Regions from separate parts of the Homo sapiens genome. Here region 2 is linked to region 1. The links are chromatin loops, found by intact Hi-C in ENCODE. Cell type or tissue: PC-9. All regions are shown on one strand. Links, peaks and the distances in the headings refer to the core of each region. The heading gives the core; the rest is flanking DNA. Region 1 has its middle 220 kb from the start of MIR4465. Region 2 holds the start of LOC105378027 (a long non-coding RNA gene).

What was found. Hi-C counts contacts between places; a loop is a spot of excess contacts. Peaks named below come from ENCODE experiments on the same cell type or tissue, not always from the same donor. Only the 100,000 strongest peaks of a DNase experiment are listed, where the experiment ranks them.
Region 2: a loop joins it to region 1, with 6 times the contacts of the local background. A loop is called at or near these places in 4 of 110 quality-filtered maps.

What each region holds. Positions count from the first base shown.
Region 1 is chr6:140,456,501-140,469,726 of GRCh38, forward strand. No RefSeq gene overlaps it. Among named protein-coding and RNA genes, the nearest start is that of MIR4465, 220 kb to the right of the region's middle. In PC-9, for the core only: no CTCF peak of the experiment used is centred there; a DNase peak (open chromatin) is centred at 6,451; H3K4me3 peaks cover 834 bases; H3K27ac peaks cover 4,093 bases.
Region 2 is chr6:140,530,962-140,544,187 of GRCh38, forward strand. It overlaps LOC105378027 (a long non-coding RNA gene), which reads left to right and starts at 7,529. Exons shown (of 8, transcript XR_001744387.3): 1 at 7,529-8,341. In PC-9, for the core only: no CTCF peak of the experiment used is centred there; a DNase peak (open chromatin) is centred at 7,010; H3K4me3 peaks cover 1,285 bases; H3K27ac peaks cover 2,550 bases.

The DNA of each region.
Region 1 (13,226 bases), core at 2,438-10,437:
ATATAAGCCTAGCCATTTGGGGGTATTTTATTATAAGAATCTAGGTCATATTTAAATTTTCTGTTTTCACTGTTCACATCAAACTCTGCTCCAGGTAGAGAAGAGGCATGTTTCTACTATGTTATTGCCAGGTTGGTGTGGAAGCCTAAATTCTCCATTTAGCTTCCATTGACACTTGTAAGTGGAGGACTTCTAGTTATTGCTGGATGGGGGAGGATAGAGTTTCACCTTCTAGTATGCTCAATCGATACCATCCTGACTGATAGAGAGAAGTGTAGAGAAAGAAGTACCTCATTACTGCTCCCTCTGTGGCCTCTATGTTTTGGAGGGACACTTATTGCTGGTTAGTAGTAAAATTCCTGACTCTCCACTAGGCCACCTTGACATCACCCCAGTGGGGAAAGAGAAGATGCCCAATTACCTTCCAATGGGAACTTCTTACATGCTTTCCACTGTCACCATGGGAAAGAGGGTAACTTATTACTGCTTAGCAAGGAATAAGTCTTTGTATTAATTTTCTAGCACTGTGATAAGAAAGTACTACAGATCAGGTGGATTAATTTTCTCATGGTTCTGGAGGCCAGAAGTCCATGATCAAGTCTGCAGAAGTGTTTCTTCTGAGGCTCCTCTCCTTGACTTGTGGATGGCTGTCTTTTTGCCTTTTCCTTCTATGTGTTCACATGGTTTTCATTCTGTACACCCCCATGTCTGGTACCTCTTTGTGTGTCTCATTCTTCTCTTCTAGTAAGGAGACCAGTCATATTGTGTTAGGGACCATCCTATTGGCCCCATTTTAGCTTAATTACCTCTTTAAAGACCCTGTTTCCAAATGTAATCATATTTTGAGGTATTTAGTATTGAAGCTTCAACATATAAATATTAGGGGGCACAATTTAGCCTTGAACCATGCCGTTGTCTCTTTTGGCCTTCTCTGATAATACCCCAACATGAGCATTAAGATGCCTTGTTACAATATGTCTAGGGTTAGAGTCTAGGCTCTCCATTTAGCCTTGCTGGTAGCATTGGCATTGGAACCAGAGCTTTTTCCTGTGGTATTTGACTAGAGAATAATTATTATCTAACAATTTGCTGTCTTGCAAGGCTGACTCTTTCCTGGTCCCTTTACTTGGGATATGTTGAGAAAAAGTTTGCATGAGGAATATTTTGCTAAAGTCTCCTACCACAACTGGTTCTAAGCTACACTTAACAATGTTTGGCTCTAATCAGCATTTTTCATATCTTATGTTTAAATACTTTGAGTGCCTTTCTTAAGTCATTATTCCATAATTATTTCCTCTGTTTCTTCCTGGTGCACATAGTACAACAAATACACGTAGCTTTATATTCCTCCACCAGTGAAGCTGATAAAATATCAAACACTCCATATAGGACAAATCAAGATGACATTGACAATTGCAGTGACACCAATAATTTACTAAAGAAGAAGAAGGAAGCAGTCTTCCCTGGACTGAGCATTTTACATGTATTATTTTATTAAATACTCATGCAACTCTAAAAGTAGTTAAGATTACATTAAAAACTTAGAATGTTTTGGTGTGAATTATTTCTGTATTTTTAGTAGCTAATGGTCCTAACCTGGAATCAACTGTTTGCTATATGCCTTCTGTTGGTGCTTACAAATTCCTTCTTTGTTCTTTTCCATTCATCTCTCTGCCCTGGGAAAGGGAGGTGATCCTGTGAGTCTGGCATCAAGGTACTCTCTTGCCAATGAATGAGAAATACTGGCAGGATATTAGAGGATGGGAAGAGAATGATGTTCATGTATTTATTCCCATGGTCTGCTCTCTGTCAGTTGCTGCATAGTGTTTGTATCTCTGTACCTAATGTCACAGCTCTGGTTGGTTGGGTTTTGGGAGCTCTCTTCAAACAGATGCTTTTGCTGGATTCCAGTAATTGTTCTTTACCTTTTCCTTTCAAGCCAAGTATGCTAAGTGCTTCTATTGTTGTAAACCCCATTTCTTACTGGTTTCCCTTCTTATAGGTTTCCCTTAAGCCTATCTACAATGTTCTATATAGCCTCATTCATCAAAATTTCTCAATTACCTCATTTGAGTGTGCCATCTATTTCTAGTTTTGTTCAGTGCAGACCGATTTATACATGTTTAAATTGTTAGTTTTGATCCCTTATATCTACAGTTTCCAAAGTGACTTTCAGTGGCTTCCATATAGTTTATTATTTTACAACACCGTATGTAAATACACAAACTACTTATGTATTTCTCTCAAAATGTTCTAGAAAAGATTTCACTTTTAAAATATTGTTATTAAGAATATAACTTCCAAACATGATTCTTACCTTCAGCAGCTGTTTGCCTTAGTTCAGAGAACAGCAGTTACATTAGAAATACGGAATTCAACATTTTCATGATAAGTTTAGCCTGTTGAGGCCAATCTTGCATGTTGAACATATAAAAGACTGATATTTAAAAAAACACAAACAAAACAAATAATTTTTGCCATTATAATATATTTTCTCCCAGTCCTACTGTTAACTTTACTGTTCCATTTCTAATAATCAGCCTTGGCTGCACCGGGGTACAACTGGAAGGTTTTGATTAATTTACCAACCTACGTGAGGAGGCTTCAGTGACTTATTGTGAGGTTGCTTCGGTTAGGCATGGATGGTACATTACTGTTCTTTTCTAAGTTGATAATGTTCTGTGTTTGATACTCAGTTGTGTGTAACTTGGCTCACCCAGACTTCTTTGTGATTATTCTTTCATATATTAATTTGTTTTGCTCTTTATGTTTTCCAGAAATTCAGAGTTTGATTGCAAGTTGTACTTCTGGGTATTCTTAAGGCAGATCTTCTGTTCTTTGATCAGCCTTGTTTTAGCTTCCTGTATGCCCAGCTGTGCAAGTGTACTGCCATCATCCATCAATTCCACATGTCTAGACTCACAAAAGCGAATGGCTGTCGGCATTGCTTCCAAACTGGTAGCTGGCTGACATCCAGCTGCTCTTTACTGGTGATTTTGTATGCTAATATCCCATAGGTAAATGTTATTGAAACTGGTTAAGCCACATCTTTGTAGTTTTTTCCCCCCATGTGTTATGGCTTAAAGGAAGGATGGAAAATTTAGACTTCCAATATGATCAGTGTAAAGATCAATTCAAACACTCTTGTTGCTACTGAGGAGTTAGGTCTTGTAAAGAGTGTGGCCTTACAACTTTTGAATGTGGATGGATAATGAACTGATTACTATTGAATTCCCCTTTTCTCTATCGTGTATGTTTACATGGTATGGGTATCACCTACAGTCTTTTCCAACCCCACAAATAACCATTCTGATGCTAGAGACAACTTAGAATTAGATTCTTCCTACTTTAGTAGTTGTCTTTTCTATCATCATTTTTGAACTAAACAGTAAAGATGACTGATACATAAGTGACGAAGAATGATGGGGACTGTAAAAATCTTAAGACAATGCAATGGCAATGGCAAGTATCTTTTGTGGATGTGTATTTCTGCTAAGCATTTGAAGTATATCCCATGATTTTCTATTTCTTATTAATAAAGTTATTGGATTTTAATAGCCTATGTATATCTTTTTCAAGCATAATTATTTTTATGTCACTAACATTTCAACAAAACCAGCAACTATTCTTATTCATCTTTGAATGTACCCTGCCATTTTGCCTTAATAGGAGTAGATTTATAACCAGATTAAGCCCTGGTTTTCAATCCAATATGTTATTAGACAGTTAACTGAAGAAAAATATATAATAGAAATGAATTATTGCATGAGAGTCTTCTTTTGATAGCATGACATCTCCATCATTACTCCCATTTTTCTCTCTTAACCTTTTGTGATACCTGTGAAATGTGATATACCAAATGACATCACTCTGGTTCAGAGCTCTAAAAGGCTTTCAGATAACCATTCTGAGAAGGACTTCCTGCTTGACCTATGGACTTGCAAATGAAGGACTTGACTTGAACCTCTGAACTGGGCCAAATGGCCATGATCACAACATTCTGGAACAGCTAAATTTTACCAGCAGTGCAACTCCTGAAAAGTGACAACCAATGAACTATGGACTTATATACTAAGCCAGCCACCTCCACCAACGACATTTCTTTCAAAACAACTTGTGTAATTATTATTGGCATCCTTTTAAAAAATCCCTATTCCCCTTTCTCTCTTCAAAACTTGATTTGGCATCTAGCTGAACTGCGTCTCTCAAATTGCAGTTCCTAAGACCCCAATAAACACCTTGTCTTACTGTTTTGCAGTTTGATCGTTTGTGTCTTCTGGGTTAACTAACCAAAAATCATTACAATTATGCACTCAGAGCCTAGAAATCCTCTGCTTTTCAAGGTTAACGGCACTGCCCCCAATTGCTAGAGATCTGAGGAGCAACTGTAGCTCTTTTTGATAATGACTAATACATACATTGCCACAAGATATTTTGTGTAACAGAATTTGAAAGTTAATAAACTTACAAAGCTAACTAAAGAAACATGATAATGGAGTTGTTGAGATTGGAACCATATACCATCAGAGCATCAGTCTCTCCCAGAAATCTGTTCAATGTGCTAGGGGAAAATGTCTCTTTCTTCATATATTCATATTTTAGTAACTAAGATAGATAATACACCAATAGTAAAAAAGATGTAGATATGCTATCAGACAGTGTTGAGTTCCAGAAAGAAAAAATAGACAAAACAACGGCAGAGAGAGTAAGGAAATGTTTTTTAGGTAGGAAAAAGAGGAAACATCTCTCCGGGGAGGTGACATTGAGCAGAGATGTGAATGAAAGTGGGTCATGTGGATATCTGAGGGAATATTATTTCATGCAAAAGGAGCACAAGTTCAAATGTGATTGGTTACTCTGGGAACGTGAAGAGGAGCAGTATGATGAGAGCACTGTCAGCAAGTGATAAAGTGATAGGGTATCAGTTAATGTACCAAGATCTAGATCATTACAAGATATTGCAGGTCAGAATGACGACTTTAGTCAAAATGTGTTGGAAAACCAGTTAATGGTTGATGAGTGGTTTTAAACAGGGGAATAAAAAGATCTATAGGGTCACTCTTACTGCTGAGTGGACAACAGACTGCAGAGAAGCAGGAGTGAGGCAAAGAAGCTGTTGTAAGAAAATTATAGTAGTCTAAGCAAGACATAGTCATGTTGTGGGCTAGACAGTCACCCTAGATTATTGGCCATGCTGTCAGCAGATTTTTACAATCCTCAAAAAGAGAAATGAGGCCAGGCATGGTGGCTCACACCTGTAATCCCAGCACTTTGGGAGGCCGAGGCGGGTGGATCATCTGAGGTCAGGAGTTTGAGACCAGCCTGACCAACATGGTGAAACCCCATCTCCATTAAAAATGCAAAAATAAGCCGGGCATGGTGGCAGGCACCTGTAATCCCAGCTACTCAGGAGGCTGAGGTAAGAGAATCATTTGAACCTGGAAGGCAGAGGTTTCAGTGTCACAATTGTCACTGCACCCACTGCACTCCAGCCTAGGCGACAGAGCAAGACTCCATCTCACCAAAAAAAAAAAAAAAAAAAAAAGAACATGTTACAGAAAGTTATGCGTTCAGTAGTTTAGGAAGTATTTGGGAAATCTTTTAGTCAGTACAGACTAGTTCTGCCACCAAATATTAATGTCCCCTTGGGCAGAAAATTGCAATTTCCCATTTCAGTGCTCAGGGTTTGGACTAAATTATCACAATAACCTCCATCTCTGACCTTCTGTGTTTCTCAGCAGACTAATATAAATGATCTAGAACATGAAAATGTGTGAACTTTAGGACTTCAGTACAACATTAGAGTATCTTATGCCAAACTCCTTCTAATTCCCAGGGAAACATTAGGAAACTACTATTATGTTGTAGAGAAAGAAAGTTAGAAGACTTTTTGGTAAGCTTTTTACAATGAATAATAAATGTGCAAAATCACTTAAAAAAGTCTATTCCTAGGAGCTTTTTCTTGATTTTCGTTTGATTGTCTATAATTATGCAATCCAAAGTCTCCAACTGAATTAAACATCCCATAACCATTTTAATGACTCAGGATAGAAAGAAAAAATTGCAGCATTTAAATTCTGTTTCAATATGATGACTCTTGAGAATTTTACTGACCTTGATGGAATTTTTGGAATTTGAGTTCATTTGTAATCAAACTAGAAAAAAATGTTTTGAAATGCTATTTAGATGCTCAAAAGGATTATTGGACCCTAAATAACTTTCATTACATGACATTTTGATAAGGTCATTGTAAGTGAGTCAGAAACATGGACTACATTTCCTTTAAAAATACACATCCCTTCACAACAGATTTGGTCCTAACTCATTTTGGCTTTTGCTGAATCCCAAGTGTTTTTCCTTCTACTTTTTTTTCCCTTTAAATTCTCCAGTAAACTTGCTAAACCGGTAATCTAGGTGAGCTCACCTGCTCCTTCCACTCACTTCCCTGTTGAATTTAGCCTCGGGCTTTGCTTTAATAGCATAGATCCTTAGAGCAGAGAGTTTTATACACAGGAACAGGGGAAGCACAGAGTCTAATAAAGGCCTGGGAATTTTTGTTGTTGTTGTTTCTTTTGAAAAAGGAGAGCTCTAAGGGAATGATATTGTTCCAGAGAACTGACTCAAATGTGTTCTGTATTTGAACTCTGTGATTATGAAATTTCAACTAAAGCTATAAAAAGCAAAACTAACAGACACCAGAGCATGCCAAAGAAAAACAGGATGTTCTTTTTTGATTGGGAAATAATTATCTAAGTTCAATGGCTGGGTCCAGGTAGTTGAGTTTACATTTGCTTCTCCCTCATTATAGAATCAGTTGAATTATGGTAAATTTTCCCTAAGCAGCCAAGCTGTCATTCAAAGGGGTGATTTTATTGGGGTGCAAATCCCTTTTGTTATTGCTTCAGTCCATTTTTTAAATGGATTTGAAGCCTGAGGGGAAAGTACAAATTAAGACAGACTTTTCTCTTTATGCGGTGAACCCAGCCTGTCCTGCCTGCTGCATCCCACTCTAGTACCTCCAGGGTGTTCATCTACCCGGAAAGTCCTCTGCTATTTTATGCTCTATGGAAGTGAGATGTAAACAAAACTAGCTTACTTCTTTCTCAAAAATCATTACACTGATTGGATTATGTCCTTAGCAACAGAATGAATCTCTCTACATATGTATTACTCAGTGATTGAAAACTGAGGTTCAGTTTTGAGGTAAAGTAGAATGCACTAAAAAATTGTAGGATTGCAAATAAACAGTAACATTGCTAATGATTTTCCATGTCTTCCATGTGGGGGAAAGCAGGACAGAGAGTATGGCTTTTTAAAATAGTGAAATTGACTCTTTAAAATTTTTAGAATTGGAGTTCTTCAGTTTATTGGAAATGACACTGCTGAAGACAATTTAAACATTCTGTTTAAAGTAAATGAAAGAATTATACCGTAATAAAGATCTAAAATGATTCACAAGGATTATAACAGAAACAAATTTATATATTACTTGCACCATTTTAACTAGATACTATAATGGAAAGGAAAAACAAAATCAGAAATGGTTACTCTCTTCTGGGAAGTCACTGGTAATGAACATACTTTCCTTAACAGCAATGAGGGCATATTTTCTTTCTTTTTTGCCATAAGGGCAATAATGTCATAAGATATATTTTAGAGCTTAATACCCTGTCATCAGAAATTCAGTTTAATTTTTAAATATAACATCCTTACATTAAAATTTAGAAGAATAATTTTTATGTTAAATAAGGTTTTCAGTAAGTATACTATATATTTACATATATATGGAATATGAATATTTATGAAGACACACGTGAACACTCATATATTTTCTTCAGAACTTGAAATGACCTCAGAAAATTGTTAATTTTCTTCCTTTGTTTCATGGCAGCATTACCATAATCAGTTTTAGATATCATAATATGCATTATCTTGATATCCCAGAAAATGGCATTTCATGAGTAATCTTCATTCTGCATCATCTAATCTAAGTTCTTCCTGCCATACCCTTAGACTTTTTTCCCTTGCTCTTTTATCAACAGAAATGGTCATCAGCATATGAACAATAATATTCCTGCATTTCCTTGAAGCCTGTTATCACCGTCCTTCAAAATCTCACTCAAAGTCTGCTACCACCATCCTTGGAAATGTCACTGGGGACCAAATAATTACTATAAACTTCCTTAGCTAAACCTTTCAATCTAGACTTTGTATCAATTTGACTGCTCTCCTGGATACCCTATTCATGTTGTACCCAACTATGTTAAGTCACAGAGAAGAAGACTGTTAGGTGATGGTCTAAATAGGTTTGTGTATAATGGGAAAATTACATTGGTTTTCTTCAGTGTACACTTTATTCATTCCTGAATTCTGCTTGGCTGTTACGAAATATTGCTGACAACCTTCAAATCACATACTATTCTGAACTCAGGGACTGTCTTCTATTAAATTTCACATAGTCCGGTTACTGATTATCTAGTGTGTGTACAGCTATATTTCCTCTAAATGTTTACTATATTTTATCTTTTCCTTCGATATCAATCAATTCCCTTATTTGAATAAGAAAAAGTTTTTGAATAATCATAACAGTTACTGATTACTAAACACTAACCCTGAAATATGCTGTTAAAATGGGTGTTATAATTATAATATTTGGGAGGATAGTTGCATATTATGTTTTATTCCTGTAGATTTAGAATGTATAAAGAAGCTCTATAGTAATCTATTTAATTTTGATGGAGAAGTTTTTTTTTAATTCACAAACATTTTATTAAAAATATGAGCTTGTTGAATCAAATTCTTATAGGAATTTAAACTCAGAGTATGGCAATTAGAAAAGTGGATGTCTTAGTCTATTTACTGTTGTTATAATAGAATAACTGAGACTGAGTCATTTATAAAGAAAAAGTTCTTATAGTTCTGGAGTTCTGGTGGTTTTTCTTAAATGAGATAACCTTATTCTTTTTCTCTTTTCTTCTGATAAATGTGATAGTTTACATTGCTGAATTTTTTAAATGTTGAACTATGTTTGTATTCCTGGTATAAAAAACTCAATCATGATGATTTTTTTTTTCTTTTTTATGTACATCTAGGTTGTATTTGATAATTTTAAAACTTTTTTTTTAACTTATTTTCCTTTGTATCTTTCAAAATATGATTAGGTTTTAATAGCAAGTTTCTGTTGAAAAAATCCAGTCTTATATTACATGTATATTGGTTTAACGATTACATTTTAACTCATGGACTCTGATAAGCCACTTGTTAATCTTACTGGTTTTCCTTGTACATAGTGAATTGTCTCTTACTGCTTTCAAGGTCTTTGTTTTTGACTTTAAACATTTGAATATAAAATGTTGGGTATGGACCTCCTTTTGTTTATCCTAATTGGAGTTTACTGAACTTGTTGGGTTTATGGATTAATGTTGTCAACAAATCTGGGACATTTCTCACTGTAATTTCTTTGATTTTTTTTTCTACTTCTTTCTATCTTATTCTTTTGGTACTCTCATTATTTACATGTTTGTGCCTTTACTGTTGTCCCACATATTTCTCTGAGTCTCAGTTCATTTTTCTTTCTTTTTTTCACTCTGTTCTTCAGATTACATAATTTTTATGTATGTATCTAGTTTGGAGTTTCATATTTCTTTTATCTGCAAGTTCTAATATACTGCTGAGCCACTCTAATGCATTTCTTATTTTGGTTATTGCACTTTTCAACTCCAGAAATTCCATTTCATTATTTTTGAAAGTTTCAATTTTTATCAGTGTCTCTATTTGATAAGATACTGTCATCAGTCCTTCTTTTGATTCTTTAAATGTGGTTTCTTTCAGTCTTTCAAATGTTTGTAATAGCTGCTTTGATTTATTTACCTGTTAAGTCCAAAATCTGGACCTTAATACAGGCAATTTCTGATGCTTGCTTTTAGTCCTATGTGTACGAGTCAATTTTTTTTTCTTTAGATATCTTGTAATTTGTCGAAAGTTGGACATTCTAGATAGTATATTGCAGCAGCTCTATATTGATTCCTGTGGGGCTTGTTGTTATTATTGTTTGCCTGTTTATTTGTTTAGTGAGTTTTCTGGATTAGCTCAGTTATGTCTATTTCCTCTGAAGTTTTTAGCTTCTAGTATCACCTTTCAGAGGGTACAACTTTGGGCATGCACTCAGTAACCCTGGCCCTAATGCCTTATAAATGACAGGCTTTTTTTGACAGTGTCTTACCTGGTATCCCTGTTAAACTACTCGGTGGTATGCCTCTATTAGTATTACATATAGCTGTGAGCCTCCACTACTTGCTAACTAATTACTCAATTGTTTTGTCAAGTCTTTGTGCATAAGTTGTCTCACTGTATAATCCAATTAAACTACTGCCCCTCTGCTGAGATAGTCTTAGAGGCCCATCTCTGAAACTTGCTCTAATCCCAGGAGAACTCTTTTAACAGCTACATTTTTTGGTTCTCTGAAACTTCTAGTTGGTCTATCCAATTTGCTTGCTTCTATCATGGTGCTTCCTACGTGCTGTTGCATGTTCGTTTGTTGCATCCTCTTAATTGCTCACCACCAAAGTCTCCATTTTATTTTGACAATACTGATAGGCTTAAACTAGCCCACTTTAATTACCAAATAAAGTCAGTCCCCTTAGGGAAAATTATGGATCTCTCTGTTCTTATAGCTAGCTTCTCCCATTGCAAAAAGAAAAACAAGTATCTCTGCAACACTCCACCACTGCTTGGGGCAGGGACAGAGGCCTGTTTTTTTCAGAATGATGTTTCTGTTCTATGAGGGTAGTGCTGGAGTTGGGCTGGGGCAGTAACCACAGGTCTTCTCCACTTGCCAATTTTGGGGAAAGTAAAATTTTGAGGCCAATAAAATGTCTATTTTTACTAATACTTTCTAATTTACTTTTGTTGCAACCAAAAACATACTTTCTATTATTCAAATTATTTAAATTTATTGGAATTTGATTTATGACCAGAAAATGACTGGTTTGGGTAAATATTACATTCACAAGGAAAAGGATGTGTATTTTGCTATTTGAGGGTGGATGCCATATAAATGTCAATTAAGTCTGCCCTTTGATAGTGCTTTCTAGGTGTTTCTTTTCTACATTAATTTTATTCTGTGTGCTTTATTAGTTCCTGAGAGAGGTATATTAAAATCTTAACTATAATTATGTATTTGTCTACTTATCCTTTGATTTCTATCAGTTTTCTTTGCATGTATTTTTAAATACATGTGTTTAAAAAAGCATGCTGATTTGGTTTAAGTTTTCTTGATTAAAAAAAATCAAGAAAACATTATTATGAAATTTCCCTTTTTCTCCTCCCTGAAAATATTACAGTTTCCAAAATACTGTTTGTCTGACATTAGTATAGCCACTCTAGTTTTATTTTTTTATTATATCTTTTAAATTATTTTCACTTTAATACCTTATATCATGATATTTAAATTATGATTGTTTCAGGCAGTTTAGAGTTGGGTCATGCATTTTTATGTCTGCCTTAAACATTTTTATGTTTATGACAATGTCTGCCTATCATTTGCGGTATTTAGACCGTTTATATTTAATATAATTGTAAGGTTGACATTTTCAGAATTAAATCTAATATCTTTATGTCTGCTTATTTAGTTATATTTTCTTCTTTCTTTGCTTTTTTTGGATTTACTGAATGTTTTAAATTTTCAGTTTCTTGTTTGTATTGCATTATTAATTATGCCTATCTTAGTTTGTAATGATTATTCTACGGTTTACAAAGAGCATTTTAAAATTATCACTATCTTCAAATATTACATATATTTACTTATAGTATAAGATACATAATAGTATAGTATCATTTTCTCCTCATATTATGTTTTATTGTTTCTATATATGTAAATTGCTGTTTCTATAAATTTAAATTCTATATACGAAAATAGAGTACTGGAATCAATTATATGTTACTTCACAACTTGTTATTATAGTTTGCATTAAATAATTAATTCTAATTTAATTTTAAAAGGCTGAAAAATATCTTTTATATACATCCCAATATTTACCTTTTTAACTCACTTAATTTTGTATGTGGATTGAAATTTTCTTCTGGGATTTTCTTTTGCCTGAATAATTTGTATAAATATTTCTTGCAATGCAGGTATAGTTTTAATGGGTAACATATATTGCTATTTTCCAGGGAAAAAAATGTTCTTATTTTAAAAATATAGTTTCATTGAGTACATTATCCTAAGGTGAAAGTGCTCATTCCCCTGTTTCACCTAATAAGGAGATCATATGGTTTAGATAGTACAAGTGTAAAATGTTGGAGATTTCTTAGCATAAGTTGACTCCATCACTGGTTTCCTGAGGATATAGAGGACAACAGTCCTATAGAGCAGACCAGACCCACAGTAAACTTTCTGTAAACAAGAAATTAGCTTCTCTTGTATTGAGTTCCTGAGATTTGGTGATGACTATTAACCATGGTATAATCTAACTGCATACTGACTGTTACCAAAAGTGTTACTATTAAAAGGAAACCTTTAGTACTTTGTGATTATTCAAGATAAATCATATTACATCTAGAATCTAGATTAAAGTCATAAAAAAGTAAATTACTATAAACTTATTTCACGCTTTGATAACACTTTAAATTTAGGGTTTTTTTTTGCCATTTTTCAATGTTTATATGTTTTCATGAGGATTCAAGAAAAAAAAGAATGACTATATGTATTTAAGTTCTTTTCATGTCATTATCTTAGCAGCATCCAAAATGTTAAATTGAATTTGTGAATTATATTGTCATAAATTTATTATAAGAGAGACAACTTCTGACCTTTTTCCAGTGGTTTAGTTATATAATATGCCAGATACTTGGAAGAAGGCAACTGGTTGCCTAAGTAAAATATCTTGATGGGTTGGAAATCAGGGGCTTCAACATGGGAGGAAGAGTTATTGCTATTTTTTTTTAAGAGATGTTCCTTTCTGCAGTTTCATCCAAAATGGAGAAATTTGTCTTTAGGATAAAGAAATAATCTGAATGTATCTAACTCTCCCAAAAAGGAATACATTCAGTATCAAAATGCAAAGTAACTATCTTAATGAGTGACAGGTTAGCAGAAAACAGAGCACTTGAATCAATTATATGTGACTGGAGGTGAGAGTGCTAATGGCAGGACTGAACCATTGTGGAGCCATTTAAATAAAACTCTTCATAGTTGCCCTATAGTTTCATTTGTAATAAGTTCACAC
Region 2 (13,226 bases), core at 2,428-10,427, 74 kb after region 1:
GTTCCTTAACACCTTTACCAACTCATGGATTCTAAGTTGCACGGATTTATCTTCATCACTCAGAAAACCTAATTCAAGTTGACTATATTTTAAACTTTTCTTTATGTAACATCTATTTCGTTTCCTATTTACTATGATTTCAAGCTTGTATAATGTTCTAAAATTTAGATTTTACCAATAGAAAAATAAAGAATACAAATAAACTAAGAACTTATTAAAAATAAAAATGTGAGGAAATATTTCCTCATTCTAAATTGGCATAAAATTAAATATCTTTTAAGTTTTGTTAATTTTCCTAATCATCTGTTTCCCATTTTACATATTAAAACATCTTGTATATTTTATAATTTCTTGTGAAATGACATATTTTATGACTTTTTAATGACACATGTTATAATGTATTAAGATTGGTGTATGTGGACATATTGAATTTATTCACTCTTTTTTTTTCATTTGACACATTCTAATTTGCAATGGCTTTTATGTGATAATATAAATAAGCAAAAATGCACACATCTGTTATTCCAGTTATACTATTAAACCTTCCAAAATATTGGGACATTCAGCTTTTTTAAAAACCCCCATATGGAAGGCAGAGCAAGATGGCAGAATAGAAAGCTCCACCAATTGTCCCCACTGCAAGGACACCAAATTAAGAAAAAACATCTTCATAAGAACCAAAAATCAGGTGGGCACACATAGTACCTGGTTTTAATTTTATATGACTGAAACAGACACTGAAGGGAGCCTCTTCAGCTATGTAGAGAGCATCTCTGGGAATTGGGAAAGGGAGAACATAGCAAGTATGAGGCATTGAACTCAGTGTTATCCTGTTAGAGAAGAAAGGAAAACCGGACCAGACTCAGCTGATGCCTACCATGGAGAGAACATTTAACAAGTCATAGCCAGAGGGGAATCGCCAATTCCAGAGGTCCAAACTTGAGTTTCCACAAACCTTACCAGTGCGGGGTACTAAACTCTATGTCTCCAAGTAAACTTGAAAAGCAGTCTGGGCCATAAGGACTGCAGCTCTTAGGCAAGTCCTGGTGCTAAATAAGGCCTACAGACAGTGGACTTGGGGGACATGTGACATACTGAGACACCAACTGGGGCAGCCAGGGGAGTGCAGGATCACCTCTCCCCTAACCCCAGGCTGCACAGCTCTTGGCTCCAAAAGAGATCCCTTCCTTCTGCTTGAGGAGAAGAGAGGGAAGAGTGGAAATGACTTTTTCTTTCATCTGGCATACCACCCCAGCCACAGCAGGATAGGGCACTGGTCAGAGTCGTGAGGCCCCTATCCCAGGCCCTAGCTCCCAAAAGAAAGTTACAGACACACCCTGGGCCACAAGAGAACCAACTTCCTTAAAGGAGAGAACTCAGTTCTGACAACATTCATCACCTGCTAACTGAAGAGCCTTTGGTCCCTGAATAACCAACAGTGATACCCAGGTACTACACTGAAGGCCTTAGGTGAACCTCTGAGACTTACTGGCTTCAGGTGAGACTCAGCACATAACCAGCTAGTGTGGACAGAGGGCAATTTTTTTCTGCTTGAGAAAAGCAGAGGAAAAAGTAAAAGGGACTTTGTCTTGCACCTTAGTTACCAGCATGATCAAAGTGGGGTAGAGCACCAAGCTGGCTGTTGGGGGGTCTCTGATTTCAGGACATGACTTTTGGATGACATTTCTGGACCTGCCTGGGGCCAGAGAGGAGCCCACTGCCCTAAAGGCTGAGTCCCAGACCAGGCAGAATTAATGACAAGCTAACTTAAGAGTCCCTGGGCCTTAAGGGAACACCAGTTGTAGTCTGGCAGTACTGTTTGTGGCCTAGGATGGCAATGGCTACAAGGTGAGGCTCCTCTGCCTTTGGAAAGGGGAGGGAAGAGTGGGAAGGATGGCATCATGTGGTTTGAGTTCCAGCTCAGTAACAATACAATAGAACACCAGGTAGGCTACTCAGGTATTTGACTCTAGCCCCTGAATCCTGGACAGCACTTCTGGACCCATTCTGGGTTTGGAGGTTAAAATAATGGTTTATAAGATAGTATCTGTAAGCCTAATGGTAACCTCAAACCATAAAACATACAATAGATACAAAAAATAAACAGCAAAAAACTAAATTGTATCACCAGAGAAAACCACCTTCACTAGAGGAAGAACGGAAGGAAAGAAAGAAGAGAGGACCACAAAACAACCAGAAAACATATAACAAAATGGTAGGAGTAAGTATTTGTTTATCAATAATAACACTGAATATAAATCAACTAAATTATCCAATCAAAAGACATAGATGGGCTGAAAGGATGAAAAGAAACCAAGATCCAATAATCTGTTACCTACAAGAAACACACTTTACCTGTAAAGACACATATAGACAAAAAAACTAAAGGGATGGAAAAAGATATTCCATGCCACTGGAAACCAAAAAAGAGCAGGAGTCATATATTTATATCAGAAACAATGGATTTCAAGACAAAAACTATAAAAAAAGACAAAGGTCACTATATAATGATATTCAGCAAGAGGATATAATAATTGTAAATATATATGCACCCAACACTGGTGCACCCAGATATGTAAAGGAAATATTATTAGAGCTAAATATAGAGATAGGCCCCAATACAATAATAGTTGGAGACTTCAGCATCCCACTTTCAACATTAGACAGATCTTCCAGACAGAAAATCAACAAAGAAACATTAGACTTAATCCATACTACAGACCAAATGGATCTAAAAGATATTTACAGAACATTTCATCCAGCAGCCACAAAATACACATTATTTTTCTTGGCACATGGATTATTCTCAAAGATAGACCACAAATCACCACACAAGTTTTAAACATTCAAAATCCAAAATAATATCAAGCATCTTCTCTGACCACAATGGAATAACACTAGAAAATAATAACAAGAGAAATTTTGGAAACTTTAAAAATACATGGACATTAAACAATATGCTTCTGAATGACAAGGAATGAGTAGATCAATGAAGAAATTAAGAATAAAATTGAGCAATTTCTTAAATGATAATAGAAACACAACATAAACAGAACCTATTGGATATAGCAAAGGCAGTACTCAGAAGGATGTATATACTTAAAACTGTGGTCATCAAAAAACGAAAAACTTCAAATATGCAATCTAATGATTCATTTTAAAGAACTAGTAAAGCAAAAGCAAAGCAAACACAAAATTAGTAGGAAAAGAGAAATAATAAAGATCAGAGCAGAAAGAGATGCAATTAAAATGGAAAAAATACAAAATATCAATGAAACCAAAAGTTATTTTTTGAAAAGATGAACAGAATTGACAAACCTTTATCCAGACTAAGAAAATGAAGTGAAAAGATTCAAATAAATAAAATCAAAACTGAAAAAGGAGATATTACAACAGATGCTACAGAAATTCAAAGGATCCTTAGTGGCTACTCCGAGCAACTGTGTGTCAATAAATTGGAAAATCAAGAAAAAAAAGGATGAATTCCTAGGTACATACAACCTACCAAGATAGAACCAGGGAGAAATTCACAACCTGAATATACCAATAAGTAATGTGATCAAAGTCATAATAAAAAGTCTTCCAGTAAAGAAAAACCCAGAACACAATGGCTTCACTGCTGAATTCTGCTGAACATTTAAAGAAATAATACTAATTCTACTCTACATATCACAAATCCACAGCTAGTATCACATTGAATGGAAAAAACTGAAAGCATTTTCTCTAAGATCTGGAACATGACAGAAATGCTAACTGTCACCATTGTTATTCAGCATAATACTAGAAGTCCTAGCTAGAACAATTAGACAAGAGAAAGCTAAAAAGGACATCCAAATTGTAAAAGAAGCAGTCAAATTATCCTCATTTGCTAATGATATGATCTTGTATGTGTAAAAACCTATGGACTACACACACACACACACACCTGTTAGAACTGATAAACAAATTCAGCAAAGTTGCAGGATGCAAAATCAACATAGAAAAATCAGTAGCATTGCTATGCCATAGTTAAGAATCTGAAAAACACATTTAAAAAGTAATCACATTTACAATAGCTATACATAAAATTAAATACCTAAGAATTAACCAGAGAAATGAAAGATCTCTATAATGAAAACCATAAAACACTGATGAAGGAAACTGAAGAGGACACCAAAAAATGGAAAAAATATTCCTTGTTCATGGATTGGAAGAATCAATATTGTTAAAATGACCATACTCTCTAAAGCAATCCACAGATTTAGTGCAATCCCTGTCAAAATAACAATGGCATTCTTCCCAGAAGTAGAAAAAACAATTCTAAAATTTATATGGAACCACAAAAGACCAAGAGTAGTCAAATCTATCCTAAGCAAAAAGAACAAAACTGGAGGAATCATATTACTTGACTTTAAATTATACTACTGAGCTGTACTGACCAAAACAGCATGGTATGGGCATAAAAACAGACACATAGACCAATGAAACAGAATAGAGGACCCAGAAACAACCTATAGTGAACTCATTTTTGACAAAGTTGTCAAGAACATACACTGGGGAATAGACAGTCTCTTCAAGAAATGGTGCTGGGAAACTGGATATTCATATGCAGAATTAAATTAGACTCCTATGTCTCACCATCTACAAGAATCAAATTAAAATGGACTTAGGACTTAACTCTAAGACTTCAAACTATGAAACTACTGCAAACACTGGGGAAAATCTGCAGGACACTGGTGTGGGCAAAGACTTCTTGAGCAATACTACACAAGCACAGGCAAGCAAAGCAAACATGGACAAACAGGATCACATAAAGTGTAAAAGCTTCTGCACAGCAAAGGATACAATCAACCAAGTGAAGAGACAACCCACAGAATGCGAGAAAATATTTGCTATCTACCCTCTGACAAAGGATTAATAGCCAGTATATATAAAGAGCTCATACAACTCTATAGGAAGAAAGTAATAAGCCTATTTAAAAATGGGCAAAAGATTTGAACAGGTATTTCTCAAAAGAAGACATACAAAAGGCCAACAGATACATATAAAGGTGTTCAACCTCAGCGATCATCTCAGAAATGTAAATCAAAATTACAATGAGATATTATCTCATCTCCATTAAAATGGCTTATACACAAAGACAGACAATAACAAATGCTGACAAGGATGTAGAGAAAAGGGAACCCTTGTATACTCTTGGTGGGAATGTAAATTATACAACTACTATGGAGAACAGTTTGGTGTTTCCTCAAAAAAACTGAAAATTGAGCTACCATATAATCCAGCAATCCATGTTAAGTGTACACTGAAAAGAAAATAAATCAGTATATCAGAGAAATGTTTGCGCTCCTATGTTTGTTGCAGCGCTGTTTACAATAGCTGAGCTTTGGAAGCTACCTAAGTGTCTGTCAACAGATGAATGGATAAAGAAAATGTTGTACATATACTCAATGAAGTACTAATCAGCCATAAAGAGAATGAGATCCAGTCATGTGCAACAACATGGAGGGAAGTGGAGATTTTTCTGTTAAGTGAAATAAGCCAGGCACAGAAAGACAGACATCATATTCTTACTTAATTGTGTGATCTAAAAATCAAATCAATTGAATTCATGGAAATAGAGAGTAGAACCATGGTTACCAGAGTCTGGGAAGGGTAATGAGGGGTTGGTGGGGAAGATATAAACAGTGAATGGGTACAAAAAAAATAGAAAGAATGAATGAGACCTACTATTTGATAGCACAATAGGGTGACCATAATAATAACTTAACTATATACTTTCAAATAAAGAAGGTAATTGGATTGTTTGTTACTCGAAGGATAAATTCATGAAGGGATGGATACTCCATTCTCCATGATGTGCTTATTTCACATTGCATTCCTCTATCAACACATCTCATGTACCCCATAAATATATACCTACTATGTACCCATAAATGTTTTTAAAAAGTATAAAAAGCAATATTCTAAAAAAATTAAATTATGAATATCTACAAATGTTCTTTCTAGCAAGGTTAAAACAACTATTAAAGATTGTTGCTATTTAAATATATCATAGGAAAAATCAAATTAAAATTAAAAAATAATAAAAACTCACATACTTCAAAGAGCTTAAAAAAGTCTTTTTAATGAATTTGTTATGTGTTTCCACATTAAGTATTAATATGTCATGCTAATATATCACATATATAACTTTTCAAACTTAACAATGGTGCTTATTTGAGGCATTGTGAATAATTGAAGTTATAAAAATATATCACAAATACTTTTGAAGAAATCTGTAGGTCTACTCCAAGCCGATCACATTGTTGTCTCTGTCTGGAAAATCTCATAACTTCAGTAGCAGAGTCTATTTTTGGAGTTGAAAATCAGTTCGGTCACAATACCAGTGGGATGACTGAAGGCTTGGGTAATGGGCTATAAAATCTTTTCCATCTAGGTCACTGATTGATTTGAGACTGTCACCAAGGTAGGTAGAAAAACAGTCACTGCTGCCTCATAAGAACTGTCAAATCATGTGAAATGAGAATATGGTCTCAATTCTGGCAGACATTTTTCCCATCTACCTAACACATGCATGCACGTGAGCACACACACACTTAATGACTTCTTGGGTTGCTTTAGAGCAGAGTAAAATTATTCTGGAATGAATCTTCTGTTCTGTGCAGAATAGAAAATATTTTGCTTAATTTGTCCAAGTGGTGTCATCAGGCAATTTCTATTTCAGAATTAAAGTGATCCACTTTACCAGGGGGACTCTTTCCACTTGAATTTTTATGCCTTTGTAGACTATGGTTAAGTGAAATGAGCTTCTCGGCTCTTTAACTATGTGATCCTCCAGTGCAGTTTATTATTTGGAGGAAGCAACATTTTGTCTGAATGATTCTACCAAATAAAAACGAAAAAGAGTTTAGTTTGATCAGCAAAGAATGTAGAAATTTACTTAAGCAGTAAAGAATGTGGCTGTCTGACTTTGGTATTATGTTACACCTCATGGTTCAGGCATCTTGTTTGCCTTAAATGGTTTCACAAGCAGGAGGGTTGACCCAGAGCAGATTCGCAGTGGCTGCACAGAGCACAGCTAAACAGCAGATTTAATGAGGTCGGAATTTCACACAATGCCTTATTCAAAGAATTCAGGCAGCAGGAGAGAAGTTGTGGTGAATTGCAGTTGCCCATGGCTTTGCATCAAGAAGCAAAACGTTTCTCCACAAATAGTTCATAAAAGTTCAAAAATAGATGCCAATTACATTCAGCTTTAAGATTCAGACATTTGTCAGGGAGGGGGACTTGTGTATTCACATTGTTAGAATTAAGGAAGTACGTTCATGAACCAAAAATACAGAGCTCTATTTACTCGTCTAAAGTCAGGAAGGATCAAAAGGGTTTCCTAATACATTTTGACATGCTGGAAGTTTTTCCTTTGTTTTCCCACTTTATGTTTTTGCAGTACCTACCACCTTATATTGCATTCTTTGCTTGTCTGTCTCCCCTACTTAACTTTAAAGTCCTTGAAGACAGGCATTTGGGGTGCCTTAAATACTTAATGAATAATTGCAGAGTGAATGTTGAACGAAAATGAATGTAACTCATTCACATACTCTATGCTAAATTGAGAAATAAAAAGCTCAGACATTTTCACTCCATCTTATTCCCTTAAGAAACATCAATGTAAGAATTCGACAGACTGCTAATCTCTTTGTGAAGCTAATGACCAGCTTTAATTTTGCAAATTAAATATCCAGTTTCCCTGCCTTTTTCCCCATTGAAAAATAGTCCTATGTTGGTCATTTATATAGCTCATTATTTTGGACCTGGGGATAAAGCTACAGTCAGAAAGCACACAGCCTCAGGTTCTATAATATTGGAATTAGGGGTGAGAACATTTTCCCTTTATGTAAGAACTCTGTGGCTCTGGGCATTTCTACATAATTATTGATCAACCTTGAACCATAGTTTCTCAAAAAGTCATATAAATGGGAGAGGATTGAGGTAGAAGTATGTGATATATAATTTATTATCTAAATTTGGACACTTTTGTCTGGAAAGAAAAAGAAGAAAAGTAAAGAAAAACTGCCAGGATGCTGGGACAAGAGGTGCACCACATCCTGCTGGGGAAAGCAAACCAGAACATCAGGTCATCCTGGGTAGACACAACCTGAGCCAGTGAGCAACACTGCCCCCATTCCAGCTGATTTCTAGTGTAATTTTCCATCATCTGCCTTTTTAAATGTAGAAAGTCTTGATTCAGGCTTGACTGGAAGTATTAAATGTCTACCTCACTTTTGATAGGAAGAAGATGATTTTTCACCTAGTGGAGTCATTGAACAGTGGTCTTCAAATTGGGATTATTTCCAAGAATGTGAGTACAGACAGTTTTAACAGACTTAATTAAAGCTCCTCACTTACCACAATTACTCTTTTTTAGCATGATATTGTTTGTTTTTTGTTTAAACCCCTTAAGCCCCTTTCCTTAATATAATAGCTATTTACAAAAAATAAAAATCACTCATTCATCTCATCAGATATTTCAAATTACTCTTGTTGCCTTCATTAAAATCCCCTAATCCCACTACAGAAATTTGTGTTTTTCCCTGTCTTATACATATTTCTGTTAAGAAAGGAGCAGGGAATAAAAAATGATGTATTTCTGTCCTTGTAGACTGTTCTTAAATCAGATACATGGTAGATTATTGGTGGTAGAATTGATAGCAAATCTGATTTTATGGCCTCCTCTGTGCCAAACTACTGTTTCCAAAGGATGAATTGCTTTTGAAAATGAATTGCTAACTATAGATGTATAGTTAGCCTAGGCGCAGTGGCTCATGCCTGTAATCCCAGCACTTTGGGAGGCCTAGGCAGGCGGATCACTTGAGGCCAGGAGTTCGAGACCATCCTGGCCAACATGGCGAAACCCTGTCTCCACTAAAAAAAATTATCCGGGCATGTGGCATGTGTCTGTGATCCCAGCTACTCAGGAAGCTGAGGTGGGAGAATCACTTGAACCCTGGAGGCAGAGGTTAAAGTGAGCCAAGATCGCACCACTGCACTCTAGCCTGGGCAATGAAGAGAGACTCTGTCTCAATTAAAAAAAAAAAAAAAAAAAAAAAGTATAGTTAGAGTAACGCAATGAGCTGTCAGAAATAATAAACTTTTTAAAATGGCTTTTATTCACATATTTAATGTAAGCAATTTTAAATGTTATTTTCAATTCCTTTTCCTTAAATCCATCATTAGGAGGAAACAAAAGAATCTACAAATTTCCAGCATAACACAGATTACTTACTCTAACTTTTTAAATAGTAACTAGAGTCTATTTAGTACATCAAATTTTTTGAATTATGATGTACAAAAGTTGCAGATGAACAATTATTTATTTTAGGTGCGATATGCCTTTATTTGACATTGTAGATAAGTCTTACTTTGTCAAATGCTACTTGAAGTATTTAATTATAGAAAATCATCTTACCTCATTATAATTATGTGTTGAAATATATTCTACTTCCTATCAACAAATGAAATTTTAATGGTAAATGTTGGATTAATTATTTTATAGTAGCATGTCCCATTCCTTCCTGTAAATATACAATTTTTAAAATCATTATGTCTAATTAAAGTAAGGGGGGTATTCTTATTTAATTTTTTCCAGAAACTGAATGTCAGAGTTGAACACATGCATGAAGATATTTTCTGAAAGATTAATATATTATCATGTGCTTATATTCTTAGTCTATAATTTTTGCTTTTTGCTTCATTAAATTATTCCATATTAAATAATGAGGTATTACATGAAATTTACCCAACTTAAAATTAATTATTTTAAGTTCACATCATTTTAATTTTATTGAACTAATTTTAATAATTTATTTTACTACATATGTTCTAGAAGGCATTTTTGTTTTTTATATTCCTCAAGTGCATATTAACAAGTGCTTTTGATTTGAAAAAAATGAAGTGAAACTTTTTCTCATACAAAGTGTCTGATTTGACTAACCGGGATACTAGTGAGAACAGGAATTAATTCTGAAGTCACAATTTCAGACAAGTCCCTAACAACATCTAAGTCAGGAAACTCTCTGCTTTGACAAAACAAACAGTTTAAAGCACATGAAAAAATAAAAATATTTTATTAGGAAAACTGCATTGTCACAGATGTTACAGTATTTTTGTGTTCCCTAACAATTCTGAGATTATTGGGTTAAGCAAAGTGCCTAACAGTGAAAAGAATAATAGGTTTAATTAGTAGTGACTTGATTAGTCTTGAAAAAGTGGAGGTTTAACTTGGTGAAAGAAGCTATGAAGAAAGTTGCTGTTGCCTATTTCCTTCTAAAGTTGAGCATATATATGCTCTATATCCCAGAATTCTACGCTGAGATATGCACCCAAGAGAAACTCTTAAAACATGGTACCACCAGAGACCTGCATGAGAATATCATAACATCAGACACCTGGAAATAATTTGAACACCCCCTGTGGCAAACTAGATGAATAAACCGTGTGTCATTCTCACGTTGGCATGTTCTATAGTAGGCAAAATAAATGAACTTTAATAATGCACCGTAACATGGATGAAGCTTAGCAACAAACAAACTCCCAGTAAAGCTTTTGTGAACAGCTTTACAGAAATTGAAAGTGAATGACTTAAAAGCCGGGATCACCGAAGACACAAAAGCCTGAGAAATAACTCTGTATACAAGTCGCTGGTTTCAGATTCTAGGTTTTCAATACAAGTGAAACAATAGCTAACTTAATTATGTGTTGAAATACATAATGAAAAATAATATTTGATGATAGAACACATTTTTTACATTTTCCACATTTAAGAATTAGTTTAAAAAACTGGAATAGATTTCAGCTAATGAGAGTTTATTTTGCACTTACTGAACATACAGCAATATGCATTTTAGAATGTATATTACTTGATGGGAAAAAGTTTTCAATACCTGCGATTTTTAGCATAGATGGTATATAAAGAACTGTACATCTTTGTTAAGTAGCACAGCACTTTAAACTGGAATCTGCATAGTTTTCCAAGGTTGAATCTATTATTATCTTTGCAGCTAATTCAGATTAACCTGGAAAATATGATGATATTCATAATCATGTTTACCAGTCACGTGTGTAATATTTTAGAAATGGATTCAGTTTCAAGACATTGATTTTGTACAGATTAGAATGTTTTATTTTGGTACATTTTCAAGTAGTCTAGAAACAGTTCATACATGATGCAGTTCACAATATAAATCGTGTTTTGGAAATATATCCTAAAGAGAAAAATGTAAAGATACATATAAAACCAATACACCCTTCCTGAAACATAGGTATTGAAAACTTTTCCCTAGCAAATAAACATATTTCGTAAACCCAGAGCTCTGTTATTAAGAGCAAAACTATTTTAGGCTATTTAAGAACTATTGGAACTTCAACTACTGGGTCTGTAAGCAAATTAATTTTTCCACTTTTGAGAATTGTTTAAAAATTTTAGTATAGATTTCACTTAATGAGCACTTATTTTGCATTTACTGAATGTAGAGCAATATGCATTTTAGAACAACAAACACATAATTTAGTTTCTCCCTCATCTTTTTCTTAAGAAAGAAGCCAAAAATTTCTTTATTTTTACCAAGGTGTACAATAAAATGCTACAGTACTATGAATATACCGTACAGATGTCATTGTCTCTTTAGTCCTGGCAGAACCAGCCCCAGGCAAGATTGTGAAGGAGAAGATTGACATTGACATCACCAGACCTACTTTAGGCAGTTTTTTCCTCCTCTTCAGAATACTTTTTTTTTTTTTTTGCATCCTTCAGGAACTCTATATCATTGTGAAATTCCCTGACCCCTGCCAATTAAATTTGCTCTCAGTAAAGGGTTCAGTCTCACTTGTTCATTTCTCACTGTCCGTTTAAAGAAAGGTATTACTTTACCAGGGTTCTTGACATTTTACTCCTTTCTAATTGTGGAATCAGTGGCTTTGTCCTTTCGAAAGCCAGATCAACTACTAAAGTAAACTTGTCTTCTAATGTACAAGTCAAAGCTTCCCTGGCTGTGTGAGAAAAGAAAGAAAATGAAACTTACCAAAGAGTCATTTCTATAAGCAAACATGACTGATTGAGAGATTAATGCCCAATTAGTGATTCCTCAGTCACCAATTAAACCTTCTGATCACTCAGTCAATAATGATGGTGGTTACTGTACACAGGGCTTGTCATTGTTTGCAGATCTGTCTCTTAGCTTTATGACCAGTGCAACACATTGTTCAAACTGAGCCATGTCAACCTTAATCGTTTCACACTAAATAGCTCGTCTGCTGCTGTCATTCCCAGGTATTAATATTGATTCAAGCCCTCTACATTGTCTCCTTCTAGCCTTTCTTCTTTCCACATTTGATAGGATTATTTGCACTATTTCACTCCGTCATATAGCTACCATTTTAGCACTCAACAGTTTTCTGTGACCCTCATGTGATAAACCTACCTCTGGGAATCTAACTTCAGATTTCTGGATTGTAGACTTTGGCTGCTCCAATGCTTTAACTTAGATCTTTTCCTAATTTTTCTAGATTATCCATAAGGGAAAGATATACAGAGGTCCAGTGTAAGCATATGGTGAGCATCCATTCTTTAAATAGCCAAGGGTAATTCAGAAGCAGATTTTCCTGAAAATGAAAGGAAGAATAATATATACCTTTTGATTGATATCTCACTTTTATTTTTAAAAAGTTCCTGAAGAAGAAAACAAGTATCTGGTCACCACTACAAATTCATACTATATACAAATAGGAGTGGCATCTGGGGTTTACAGAAATTTGTAGGGAAGCACATTTGGTGTGTACAAAAAAGACCCACCAGGAGGGATGTTAAATAACATTGAGAAAGATGTATTTTTCTAAACCACTAAGGTGATTTTTATTTCTATTTTATATCTTTAATGTCTGCAAGGGAAATGTGTACAAGTTTACTAATACATGAGTATTACTATATGGAAGTAGATATGAATTACCATTATATATAAATACCTGTTCTGTCTGTCTCTCTTTCTCCTACCCACTTCTCTCTCTTTCTCCAGGGATTTCAGATTATAGTTCTACCTTTTGGGAAATTTTTCTAAGACTTGAAAAAGATTTGCATTTCTTCATACTTTAATGTTTTTAGTAGATACATGCAAATAAAACTAGCTCACAACATGAGGTTTAATTTCTATAACTTTTTCTTGATTTATAATCTGAAGTTGGTTTTGAACATG